Regions from separate parts of the Mus musculus genome. Here region 1 is linked to region 2. The links are chromatin loops, found by intact Hi-C in ENCODE. Cell type or tissue: heart. All regions are shown on one strand. Each heading gives the region's core, and the rest is flanking DNA. Links, peaks and the distances in the headings are about the cores only.

The links. Hi-C counts contacts between places; a loop is a spot of excess contacts. Peaks named below come from ENCODE experiments on the same cell type or tissue, not always from the same donor. Only the 100,000 strongest peaks of a DNase experiment are listed, where the experiment ranks them.
Region 1: it touches region 2 in a loop (6-fold over the local background); 6 of 42 quality-filtered maps call a loop at or near these places.

What each region holds. Positions count from the first base shown.
Region 1 is chr4:96,029,621-96,034,620 of GRCm38, forward strand. No RefSeq gene overlaps it. Among named protein-coding and RNA genes, the nearest start is that of Cyp2j13, 45 kb to the right of the region's middle. In heart, for the core only: no CTCF peak of the experiment used is centred there; no DNase peak of the experiment used is centred there.
Region 2 is chr4:94,995,595-95,003,668 of GRCm38, forward strand. The region is part of intron 2 of Gm12694 (a long non-coding RNA gene); the gene reads left to right. Among named protein-coding and RNA genes, the nearest start is that of Gm12694, 21 kb to the left of the region's middle. In heart, for the core only: a CTCF peak has its summit at 3,747; no DNase peak of the experiment used is centred there.

The DNA of each region.
Region 1 (5,000 bases), core at 1-5,000, 1.0 Mb after region 2:
TTTTACCACGTAGAAGAAAAAGAGTAAAGCAGTTTTACCAAATAAGAAAATGCACTTGGAGTCACTTATATATCATCTGCAAAAAGTGATATTTTGACTTCCTCTTTTCCAATTTAGGGAAGTGGGGGGGGGGGAGGGTATGGGGGACTTTTGGGATAGCATTGGAAATGTAATTGAGGAAAATATGTAATAAAAAATATTAATAAAAAAAAAGAAAGAAAATGTACTTGGAATGGCTCTATTCTAGGATTCTGCCACCTAAGCAGAATGAAACGAGACTATTTTCCACTTAAAAATTTATCTGTAGTTTTACTTTCAGAAAGTGAACGATCACTTGACCCCAAGTCTTTATTGTACATCCCTATGCTTAGGCCTGGCCTGTCTTCAGCACAAATGTCAAGTTGGTTTAGCCAGAGCCTATGGTTCCTTAGGGTTCTATTCAGTGACTCTGAAACGTCCCAGATCCTGCTACAAACCCTACCTATCCAGAATGTAGACTGAGCTCAGCTCAGTAATGTCAAAGCCTGATTTTACTGGTGTTAGTCGTGGCCTCATTTTTCTAGAGATGCATCTTAGTCAGTAGCAAAGGAGGAAAGCATAGTCGGCCTCTCATTTCCGCCCTTTTACCTGACAAGAGGAACTACAGACACCTCTTCCCACAAACAAACAAACAAACAAAAAACAAAACACCTTGCCCATGGCATGGCTCAGTCATTGCTTGAGCTGTCATTTCCTTCATCTCTACTCCATCTTTGTCCTTACACATTTTGTAGGCAGTTTGGGATGGAGATTATTGTGAGTGGTTGCTGTTTTCATCCCTTCTCTGGGAGTCCTGCCTGGCCTCAATGGGAGAGGATGTTCCTGGTCTTGCAGTGACTTGATGTGCCAGGGAGAGGAAATCTGTGGTGGTGGGCTTCCCCTTCTGAGAGAGCTGTGGAAGGGGGCACTGGGAGGAGAAGGGGGCAATGTTGGGACATACATTTAACAAATTAATGGGGAAAACCAACCTTTTCTTCCTTTTCTTTCCTTGCTTGTAACAGCTAAGGTTGATGTCACTGTCCCTCTTAACAGCCTTTTCCGTTCCTTTCTGTTTCACTTTAAGGGACTTTTGTCTGAGTCCCAACAAACCAGAAAAAAAAAAAAATCCATGGCCTTTTTACCTTTCTTCTTTTTAGCTATTTAAATTTCTTTAGAAGTATTTAGGGATGGGGCAGGGAAGGTGAGGTCTTTGATATGGCTTATTTCAGTGTCCCTAGATTAAACTAGGATTGGGGTCAAAACACGGAGGCTAGAGGCCCCAGGCTCTCTCCTTAGGGCCTTTGTCTCCTTCAGTGACAAACTAGATCCAGCTGGATTCTGTCATTTCTGAAGCCATTTTCTTAAATACTCTGCTGGGGCCAGTGAGTTACAGCTGGTAATGTAAGCCATCAAAGCTTAAGGCCAGTTGCAACTAAGGTTCACACTCCACATAGCCAAGTCCTATGTGAAAAGGCTGTGAAAGAATGTCTGGTGGGGGTTTCAAGGCAAGGAGTTACTAAGGAGCCAGAACATCATTCGTATTAGCTCCTTAAACCTACTTCCAGGGTTTGGTTATCTGTGATTACACTTTGCCAATCCTGGTCCAAGGTCGAGGTTACTCAACCATATGCAAACCATAGAGACTGCTTCAGTGCTACTTGCTTTTCCTGCCTGTGAATGAAGAATCATCCTAACTCTGCTAACTTCCAGAGAGAAGAGCATGATAAGGCAGCTACAGACATAACAGAAACCAGAGAAGAGAACCATTATGATGAAGCTCTGATGCCACACCCATGATTCAGCTCTGACACATATTGTCTGTGCACCACTTTGCAATGAATACTCAGCCAGCCAGAGTCAAACCAAAGGGTGGATGCTTCAGTGCTTCTTAGAAGGGGAGACAAATTACTCACAGGAGGAAATATGAAGATAGTGTGGAACAAAGACTGAAGGAAAAGCTGTCCAGAGACTGCCCCACCTGGGCATACAGTCACCAAATCCAGACATTGTTGTGGGTGCTGGGAAGTGCTTGCTGATAGGAGCCTGATATGGCTGTCTCCCTGAGAGGCTCTTTCAGAGCCTGACAAATACAGAGGCAGATGCTCGCAGCCAACCATTGGAATGAGCATGGATCCCTGATGGAGGAGTTGGAGAAGGGACTGAAGGAGCTGAGGGGGTTTGCAGACCCTTGGGGTTAACAACAGTGTCAACCTGCCAGACCCCTCGGGCGGGCTCCCTGGGACTGGACCACTAACCAGAGAGTACACATGGAGGGACCCAGGGCTCCAGCCGCTTATGTATCAGAGCCTTGTTGAACATCAGTGGAAGGAGCGGCCCTTGGCCTGAGTGTCTTTGATGCCCCAGTGTGGGGGAATGCCAGGGTGTGAAGGCAGGAGTAAGTGTATGGGTGAACACCCTCATAGAGGCAGGGGGAGAGGGGATGGGATGGAGGTTTCCAAAGGGGAGACCTGGAAAGGGAAAAACTTTTGAAATGTAAATAAAGGAATTATCCAATTAAAAAAAAAAAAAGAATCAAATAGACGTCTGTGGAAGGAGGATATGTTAGCAGTGATTGAAGTTGATGTTCAGCTTGATATAACAAGCCCATAGGAGCATCTTCTCAATGGAAGTTACCTCTTCTAAAAGGACTGTCGCTTGGGTCAAGTTGACATACCACCAACTATCACATGAATGGGTGAAGTCCTGAGTAAATGTGTGTTGTCAGGGTGCATACATCCATGTCAAGGGTCCCAATTTCATTAAGATACATGTACATAACAAAATCTTCTCCAATTGAGGCTCAAAGCTATGGCAGAGCCTTCCTCTGCTTCAAGTATGAGTGTTTAGGAACAATTGACCATTATATATAGAGAATTTATCAGTGGCAACTTCCTTCTGAGTTTGCCTGAGGTTGCTTTTCTATAGAGAACTCATTCTGATATTAGGTAACCATGCCTCCTTGGTCAGCTATATACAATAAATGTACCTCCTAAATTCACTTGTATAAAATAAATGCACTGCTGCATTTATTGGTGGCTGTTTTTAGAATAGCAGTGTTCTGTATGACAAGAAGTATGACAGACTTAAGATGGCCTGAGTACTCATGCGTTTTTGTCCCCTTTCCTATATAATCTTAGGAAATGTGACCATTCCTGAAGACTTGTCAAGATGGCAAAGGTCTCTTCCCTTCCTAGTAGCTACACATTATCCTACTTCATCTTGAGAGACCTCAGTGACACAGATGGCCCTCTATTTAAACTGCCTTGGCCTCTCTCTCTTTGAGTGATCTCTCTTTAATCTGGAACTTTGGTTCTAATGTGGTGTCTGAAATGGCCAGTTTTCCATAGCTTCCAGTGTCTACTTCTCTAGTCATATGCCATTCAATAGCTTAGGTCACAAGGATAAAGGTTCAGACAACTTTTTCTACTTTCCACCCACATGGCCAATCAAGCTATGGAATCTTCCTAGATTTTAAAGGGAATGTATACTAATATAATATGAAATATCCCTTACATACAGATTTGGCTACAAATTCAATTTGAAGAAGTCAAACAGTTTGACAGTTTGTGCAGAAAATAAAAGGCATTTTATTTGTATAGTAGATCATGTTCAGGTGATATGGTCCATTATAAAAAACAGAAAACAATAATTTAAAAAGAATTTGAATAGAACTTTTGATGGTAGTTTTGTCTTTGCTCTGATACTTTCCCCATGTGTCTTTCATTATTTAGTGACATAAAAATCTACAAAATACTTGAAAAGACTCTATAATGATTTTGAGGTTCCTAGAGTAACTTAAAAGTTAATGTTTCTCATGAAAACATAATATGTGTTTTCACAGAGGATTTGCTAACATAATCATTAGAAAAAACCAGCACAGATGGGTTTACTGTAAGTCCAGATCTTAGCGGTTTAGCAGGTGTCCCCAAAACTCCTTTGAGTGTGTGTGCGAGTGTGTGCACGTGGTCCCTTTAGTCCAGTTCAACGCTGCTGTAATTCTTCAAGCTTTTTATATCATTCAAAGTTGAGGGGTTTTGAAAGATTAAAAAGGGTGTCTTTTAAAAAATGCCTCAGTATCTTCCTCATGACCTGATTAGTGCTGTTAGCATCTTCTCTGCTGGGAGAACAGAGTGACCTCATGCCGTATTCTCATCACATCTACCTGACAGCGTTTAGGCTTGAGATTTATTTTGGGGAACACTTGATAAGACTGGTGTCTACCAAAAATCCTTCTATATATGTATATATATTACAATAAATAGAACTATTTTGAAACCATTAACAAACTAATCTTCATTAAGTTTAATCAGCAAAGTTTCCACTTCAAATTATCTTCTGTATCTAGCTGTCAACTTGTGATGTTGAGAGTTCTATGAACCTCCTACATGGGTTAACATGCAAGTGCTTGCTCTCCCCTCATATTTATTGTCAGGAATATTAGTTTGAACTTTTGAATTCCTAATTTTGTCACAAGGTTATATTGAGTTACTTGTTTGGTGCCACAGACAGTCCTAATCTGGAAAGTAGCGGTCATTCAGCAGAAATTGCCTGATTCCTTGGTATAATTATGTTTTCAGGCATATATTTGCCTAAGCCATCCCTGGAATTTGTCACTTTTCCAGAAGTCTTTCTTCATTTGCTGATTGATGATATGTAGGAGATAGGACCTGGCATGAGCCACACTCGTATCTCTGTGGGTGCTGGGACTCTAGGTTTTGTCAGAGGGTAGAGCTTGGGAATGAATTTATACAGTGTGCTTAACTAAATGCATGTATACACACATTTACATCTATATTCAGTTTTATACATAAGGCTTGTGAATCTCTCTAGTGTCTATCTGGGCTCACATTGGTAATCACTGATGCCAATCACGATGATTCTGATTCCACTCCCCTATTCCCCAAGTGACCATTTCATATTATTCCAAAATGCTCTGCAGCACACTTCAGAGTCCATGCCACTAAATTTTTTTATGTAATTTA
Region 2 (8,074 bases), core at 1,518-6,517:
ATGACCACTACAATTTTTCAGCCTTCATCTGAACCCAGCATAAAAGAAGCCAAAGACTTGGACGGCTCTGATGCCTGGGGTGCAGTATTTATACTTTATTAGCCCCGTGCTCCCTCCTCCCTTATTCCTCTTCATCTTCCCATCTGGGCCTGGGGCCAAGACTGCCAGGACCCTGGGAAGGTGGGACCAAGCCATCTAACATACCTCCCAGGGGACACTGGAGACACACCCCCACACCCTTACTTCACCACAGGGACTAATTTTTTTTTTTTTTTTAATTCTCTGGGCGGGAGAGCAGTCTCTCTTTGTAGTTAGGGTAGACTTTGAACTCACAATCCTCTGTCTCAGTTTCCTGGCAGCTAGGATTATAAAACATTCCACTAACCCAGCTTCACTTTCTCTTTTGAATTTTCTATTTCTGGCTTGTTCAAATCGCAGCATTTAGATTCGCAGTGTGGGAAAGGGGACGCTTACTGGAGTGAAGAGTGGGTGGTGGTAGAATGAAAGGCAGCATCTGGATTTCTGGCTTTGAATTTGGTGCTAGGGTGTCTTAGGAAGCATAGTAGTGTTCCTTTCATGGGGTAGGTAGGTTCTATGTCCCCCATGGAGAGAGAGAGAGAGAGAGAGAGAGAGAGAGTTTTACCTTGCCTTTCAAACAAGCTTCTCTTGGCTTTATGGCTACTCTCTGACATATCTGAACATCCTGATTGCTACATTTGCACTTTGGGATTACTAACTAAGATGAATTTTATCACCACAGTTGATGTGTGATGACCCCTGGCAGATAGTCTATATACACAGTGCAGAAATGCTGTGTTACTGAGTGGCCCACGGGTAGGCAGCATACACAGCTTGGAAATGTTAGATGAAGGGGTGATTCATGCTTGGGCAGAATGGAAGAGGACGGTACAAGATTCTGCCACCCTCAGTCACGTGCAACCTAAAACATGAATTGTCACATCAACGAGAGGAGAGGCCCTTGGTCCTGTGAAGACTCGATGTCCCAGTGTAGGGGAATGCCAGGACAAGGAAACTGGAGTGGGTGGGTTGGTGAGCAAGAGGAGAGGGGAGGGGTCTCGCCCGAGCTAGTATCTCGCTGGCAAGAATTCACTCGGACAACCAGATCCTTCTAGGGCAAAGCTTTATTGCTTACTTCTCAGGAAGACCCCGAACCCGGAAAAAGGAGCTGCTTAAATACCCCTCCGTGTGACGTGTCAGCTCCTGATTAGTTGCTCGCTCATCACCCCACTCCTACGTCCCGAGATGGGCAGTGACTTGGCACGAATTTACTCCAGCACCTGCGCACATTGCTTGCTTACTAGTTAGGCACTGAGGAAGCCAGCGCCATCTTGTAATGGCCATTGTGCACAGCTTTCCACAGAGGGGATAGGGGGTTTTTGGAGGGGAAACCAGGAAAGGGGATAACATTTGAAATATAAATAAAGAAAATATCTAATAGAAAAGTTTCCCAAAAAAGAAAAAACCGTGAATTGTCTAGTTTTGAATTCTGTATATCAGAAATTCAGTTGACTGCTGGCAGCTGAAACCACACATAAGGGGGACCAGTGTTTTTGTGCTTGCTAGGCCTCAGTTTCACTACGCAGAATGTCAGGAGTCTTTTGGAAGGATGAAATGCTACAGAAGAAACTGAAGGTGATAGAAGTGGAAAAAGCTTGGCCAGGAGTTGGTGCAGGGCACAGGTACTTTTTATATCTGAGCTCAGAGGAAAGAGTCTATTTGGCTTACATATCCCAGGATACAGTACCTTGAGTGAAGCCAAGACAGGATCTCACGGCAGGAACCTGGGGGTGGGAGCTGAACCAGAGGCCACAGAGGAACACTGCTTCCTGGCTTGCTCAGCCTGCTTTCTTATACCACCTGGGAACATGTTTCCAGAGGTGGCACCACCTATAGCGAACTGGGCTCTCCCTTAGCAATCATTAATCAAGAAAATTTCCCCAAAAGCCAAACTGATGCTAGCAATTTCTCACTTGAAGTGCACTCTTCCCAAATGGCCTGGTTTGTATCAAGTTGACAATATATACCAGTACAGAGAGTACAGAGTACATAGTCTTTGCGGTTCTTCTAAGCTCCGATCGCCGAGATTGAACAGTTCAGCCATGAAGATGGTCTTATAGAACGTACAGAAACTGGAACAGAGGGAGGGGGGTCCTTGAATGAAACAAGTTCTGAAGTGGCCTCTGGGAATTCAGTCCTGTCTTTAACATGAGAATTCCCTTTCTCAGGACAGTCTTATCTTTGGAGCCACCTCAATAAGCTTATTATCTCCCCACTAATATCAAAATATGAAGACTCAAGTGGAGGCTAAGATTTTGTAGTGGCATAATATTTTAAGAACGTAAATTTTGAGGAAATACAAAAAGAGTGTAAAGGTTACCACTTTGGGCTCTTGAAAGTGTGGGTTGCAGAGTTAGCCTAAGAAAATAAACTTTTAGTGCTGGCTCTGCCTTGTTCCAGCTGGGTGTTCAGCAATACCCAAAAGCTCCTTTGTCTCATGTTTCCCAAATGTAAAACACAGAACTTCAATGTTGCTCTCACAGGCTGCAGCGAGGACGACTAAACCCCTGGATGGTGACGTGGTCATTTACTAACCCATCATCATTCTTGAAATGACCTGATCATTGTCCATCCCATTCTTAACTTACAATTCCCACTCTTAGGCCTGAAAGTATTTTATTTATAAGCAAGCAGTAGCCCAGGTGTCTACCACAGGCCATGGCTCAGCAATGGGCTCCCAGCAATGATTCACTGAATCATTGACTTGTGTGTAAGTTTGGGGAAATTAAACATGCTATTTTCAATATGGGCAAGAGTTACATATGAGCAAGAACATAAGGAAAGTTGGAGCCTGTAACTGATTCTGCCATTGTATTTGAGAGGTCTAAGGGTGCCCAGGGGCTCCTTGCGGCACCTGCCCCAGTGTGCCCAACAGTTGGCTGGTTCTGAACCAACTGAACCAAAGAGAAGAAGATGAAAATATCAGAGTTGAATTGAGAATGTACCATTGATCCGAGGCAAAATTGGTTTCCCTGGGCATAAATAATCCAGTCCCAGGCAAGATCACTGTGGCAAGCTGCCCTTCCTGAGGACAGCCACTTGCCTCCTGAAGGAGAGGTAGACACATATTCTCATGTAGCACAATGGCAAAGGAGGGTATCTATCTGTGTGGGAACAGCAATCCTTGTTCTGGACAGTTCAGGGCTATCAGAGGTAGTGCTGTAACACTTGCCTCTAGGAAAAACTATGTTAAAGGGCCAACATTTTTCCTATAGCGAGTGTTCTGGGTACATACTACTGTTTAAAAAAAAATTACACATGTATATACACCTTGACATGTTGTATATTTTAGCCACTATGTTTTAAGAAATTTGAATTAATTAAAATCATCACCATGGGAAGAAAATGCAATATCTTTCTCCTAATAGGCTTTCTATTATCCCTCTATGGCCTATGTAGAAAAAAAAATTAGAAGCAATACAATGACCAAAATGAAACAAATTGGAAATTTATAATCTAAAAAAAAAATACTAAGTGAACAAATAAACAGAATTCAATAAATTAGACTAAAATTTTGGTTCGGCTAAATATAAAATATTTAGTTTAAACATATACCCCTCCACACTGCTGTTTAGCTGGGAAGTCCTCAGGGCCTTTCCTGCAGAAGTTGTAGAGATGGCATTTGGCTCTGGCATCTTCTGAAGATGTCTCCCTCATGCTTACCACCTAGTGGAGGAGTCTGGGATGACTGCTGCTTTGCATGGCTGGCATCGTCCTCCCACTGGCTTCTCTATTTTCACACATAAAGTACTAAGAGTAGTCAGTCCTTTACACAGCGGCTGCCTTCCCCTGCAGCTGATTTCCCTAGAGACCCAGATGAAAACAGTAGTATTTCTTATGACTTAGCTCTGCCATTCCCCAAGCATGACTTCTGTTCCATTTGGTTGGTCAAGAAAGTCTCTGACTCGTGTAGGGTGGAAGAGGAGGACTAGCTTCCTTCTCTCCATGAGAGGAAGTGAAGAGAGTAGCATGTTTAATTTCCATAACAGAACTTCCATCACGGAAACAGAAGAGCAGAGAAGAGCAGCTCATTGTCTTTGGAAGTTTGATCTTACATGCATATTTTAAATATCATGTGGTTCTCAGAAGAACTCAGGGGAGATGTTATTATCTCCATCTTAGGTGAAGAAATTTTTGCTTCCCTCAAGCCTTGACTTGCTAGTCAATAGCTTAAAAAATTCAAGCCCATTTATTTCTGATTCAAAAGTCCTGGTTTCTTTCTGTGAACTACACAACTACTCAAAATTACATAATTTTCACTTACAGAATATAAAATTCGGTTCTGTAAATGCCTATGAACTAGTAAACTTGGAAAATAGTTTTTACAACCTTACTAGTCCAATATATGCTCTGAGCTAGTATTTAGCAAGCTGCCTATGACCCGGTCCATTGTTTATTGATTTGATGAAGTGCCCTAGCTTAAGCAATTTAACATAAAAGGGACTTCCTTTGGCTTCCTGTTCCACATGATGATGTGCCCATGATGTTGGAGAGGACATGGCAGAAGGCAGAAAAAACATGGTGGCAGGAGTAGGAGGCTGCTGGTCATATTGCACACACACTCAGGAAGCAAAGAAAGACCAGGAAGCAGGGCCATGTCATAAAGCCTCAAGGACTGCCTCCAGGGACTCACTTCTCAAAGGTCCTGTGGCACCAGACTGTGGGGACTCTCCTCATTCAAACCACAGCACCTCACTAGATGGGGGAAGCTGCTTTCAATGAGAGGCTCATGCTGGGAGTGTTCTCACTGTAGAACCAGAGCAGAGCAAGGGACCTGCCACACAGTGGGAGGATGGGATTTCCCAGGACTGTGCTTCTGCGATTCTGATTGAAACTCATAGCATGTCCACTAAATCCTAGGGCTGAGTCTGTCTGTTCACAGCATTTTGTAGAGTCCTTGGCTCACATGCACAGGCTCTAGGGTCCTGTGTGCTCAGCACTGAAAAATGAATAAGAATAACAAAATGGAGATCATGTGACACAAATGAGGCTGAAATATGATAATAAAAGAAAAACCTGAGGAAGGTATTAAAATAAAACAACATGCACTTTAATAATTACAGGCTGGAGCACATCTGTATGGGATGACAGCATTAATGGTTCTCAGACTGTGATGACATTTTAATTAAATCTTAAAAATGCTACTACTAATTAATACTCATAAAAATACAAAAAAAATTTCTGGCAAAAGGCGGCTGTTATGGAAGCTCCCAATGGTCACTTTCTGCAGGTCACTGATAACAAGATGCTGACAACTACAGACCACCTCTGGCCTCAGACCCCGATTTGAGTACATTATCCAGGGTTAGAGCATCCTTGTGGTTTTTTGAAAGAAAATTAAGACTCAGATTCAGACTCAACTTTTTTACTACATGGCTTGTGCCAGACTTCACAGGGCAAACCTAGTAAAAGTGAGGAATAAGGTCTAGTGCCCATAAAGTATTTGTATATTGGCAGAAGCAGAAAAACAATAAGTTAATCATTTTTAAACCTTCATAAAATGTTATCGTGATGTGAAGCTTGAGGCAATACAAGATTGCCTCCCTGAAATTGCCCCAACTTCCAAAATTCCCTGTCATATGATCATATTCTCTTTACCACAACATGATTAATACAAGTTTTCAGGTCTTCCACATCTCATTCTGACTCGTAGCCAGACTTCAAAAGAAGGTCAGAGAATGGGAGAAATGCCCCCCCCCCCTTTCTCCCAAGTTCATGTTTCCATAAAGCCCGTGGCTGCCTCTCTGCTTCTGTAGGAGTACAGACGGGACACGATGGTATGAGAACTTAATTAGAGCATCTGTTCTCCTGTCTGCTGATGAGGAGTTTGTGATCACAAACAACTCAGACAGGGCCATCAGCAGCCTCTGGAGAGGTACCACCCCCATAGCATTTGTGGACCACACACTGGTGTGTGAGTCACCTCTTAGGATGAGTGAAGGTTGACTCAGCTTCAGAGAGCTTCCTATTGAGCCAGCAGTTGCTCTAAGTCTTGGAAAGAGAACAAAACAACTCTGGGAGGAAATGATCATCTCTTCATCAGCTCTGAGGTCGCTAAAGCTGGAAGAGGGCCTTGCTGCTCACTAGCAACAGATTCATGGTTCTCAGGGATCAGAGGCTCAGATCAGCATCTTCTGGAGGGACAACTTCCTCACTTTCCTCAACAGTGCTCTCCAAGGGCATCTGAGACTTACTTCTTCAGGAATGGTTTCTTTTATTCACTTATTGTATGCAAAATAATCCACACATGCTATTTTATCTCAATCTCAAAACAAGCATGATACCTGATCCCAGAACCCTTCTGGATACCCATTACCACAGGCAGTACTGGACCCTGTGTGTGCTATGTTTCTTCCTATACATTATGTTCCTCTGTGTATGTTCCTATAAATTAGGTATACAGAGAGATTAGTGATACTACTAATAAGATAGAACAAATATAAAAATACTATAAATACTCTTAAAACATGACTTTGTAGACTTTTCTACTTAATATTTTGGGGCTGCGATCTAATGTCACTAAATAAAATTAGATTCTTGGGTAAAGGTGACTGCTGTAAGAGATATTCTATCCCAGTTTCTACTTAACTGATTCAAATTTGAGCATAATTAAACAGCTAAAGAACCCATTAGAAATCCGGGAGCCAGTAAGCAGAGAACTGGCTCCAGCCTTCTTGCCCTCAGGTATGGAGACTCAGTGAATGCCTGGTGTCAGGCAGATCTCTCATTCTTCCTTGAGAACATTCCTGTCCATTTACTGCACATGCACATTTGCCTTGGTTCTGTGATATGTGCCCAGAATGTAATGCCAAGGGTAAGAAATACCGTGCCCCAGTCCTTGACCTTCCACTGTCTAATGATGGGTGTTTGATAAATCCTCTCAGCTTTGAAAAGGGTCCTGAGGAATGAAGTATGAAGCACATCTCGCCTCGTCCATGGTACAGCCCAGTGTGTGCTTTTCCCAAAGGCACGGGCACAGAAAGAACACATCCAGAAAGAATCCCAACTCTCTGGGAAGTAGCTTAGGATGGCACAAATAAGATTGGAATGAAAATGTAGAACTCTTAAAATGCCAGAGACCCGTTTCGTGAATTTACTATTATTTCACAAGCAGAATAGGTGAAGGCATTCTGTGTATGGTGTGGAGGAAGGACATATACCTTGTGAAGTGCAGGTGGTGTTCTTCGAGGTACGATTACAGATACTGCTTACTAATCATTGACTGTATCCTAGGCTTACTTTAATCATTTTATGTGCTAGTACACTCTATGGAGGTGTTGGTGCAGTGGGTCACACTGAGGAACCCTGAAAGGACTTTAGGAAAGTTGTCTGAAGAGCGAAGTCTGCTGTTTATCATATCATCATTGCCATTGTCACAATTCTTTATGAGTTCATTGAGAATTTTATCATATATTTTCCTCATGCACCCCGTCTCTTCCATATCTAACATTTGGGAATTTGGAAGAGAAAGGGGGTCTCACTCTATGACTTTGACTGGCCCAGTGCTTAACTATGAAGACCAGGTTGGACTTAAGCTCATAGTAGTCTTTTGGCCTCAGCATTCTGAGTGCTAGGATTACAAATATGAGCCGCCATGCCTCTCTTCCAAGATCATTAAAAAAAAAAAAGTAAGGTCTGGTATTAAGACTCTGAGTTGCATGATAAAGCTTAAATGAGCATGCGCTGTTTTATTACCAGCTATAATGATATTTCCTGTAAATACATTTTGTCTTACTTATACCTCCAGCTGTGTGGTGATAAATGTACAGGTGTTTCTTCTAGAAAACAGGCTTGAAGGGAAAGGTGACAGCTGACATGTATAAATTACAAAGGGGGTGGGCAGTGGTGACGCACGCCTTTAATCCCAGCACTTGGGAGGCAGAGGCAGGTGGATTTCTGAGTTCGAGGCCAGCCTGGTCTACAAAGTGAGTTCCAGGACAGCCAGGGCTATACAGAGAAACCCTGTCTCAAAAAACAAAACAAAAACCAAAACCAC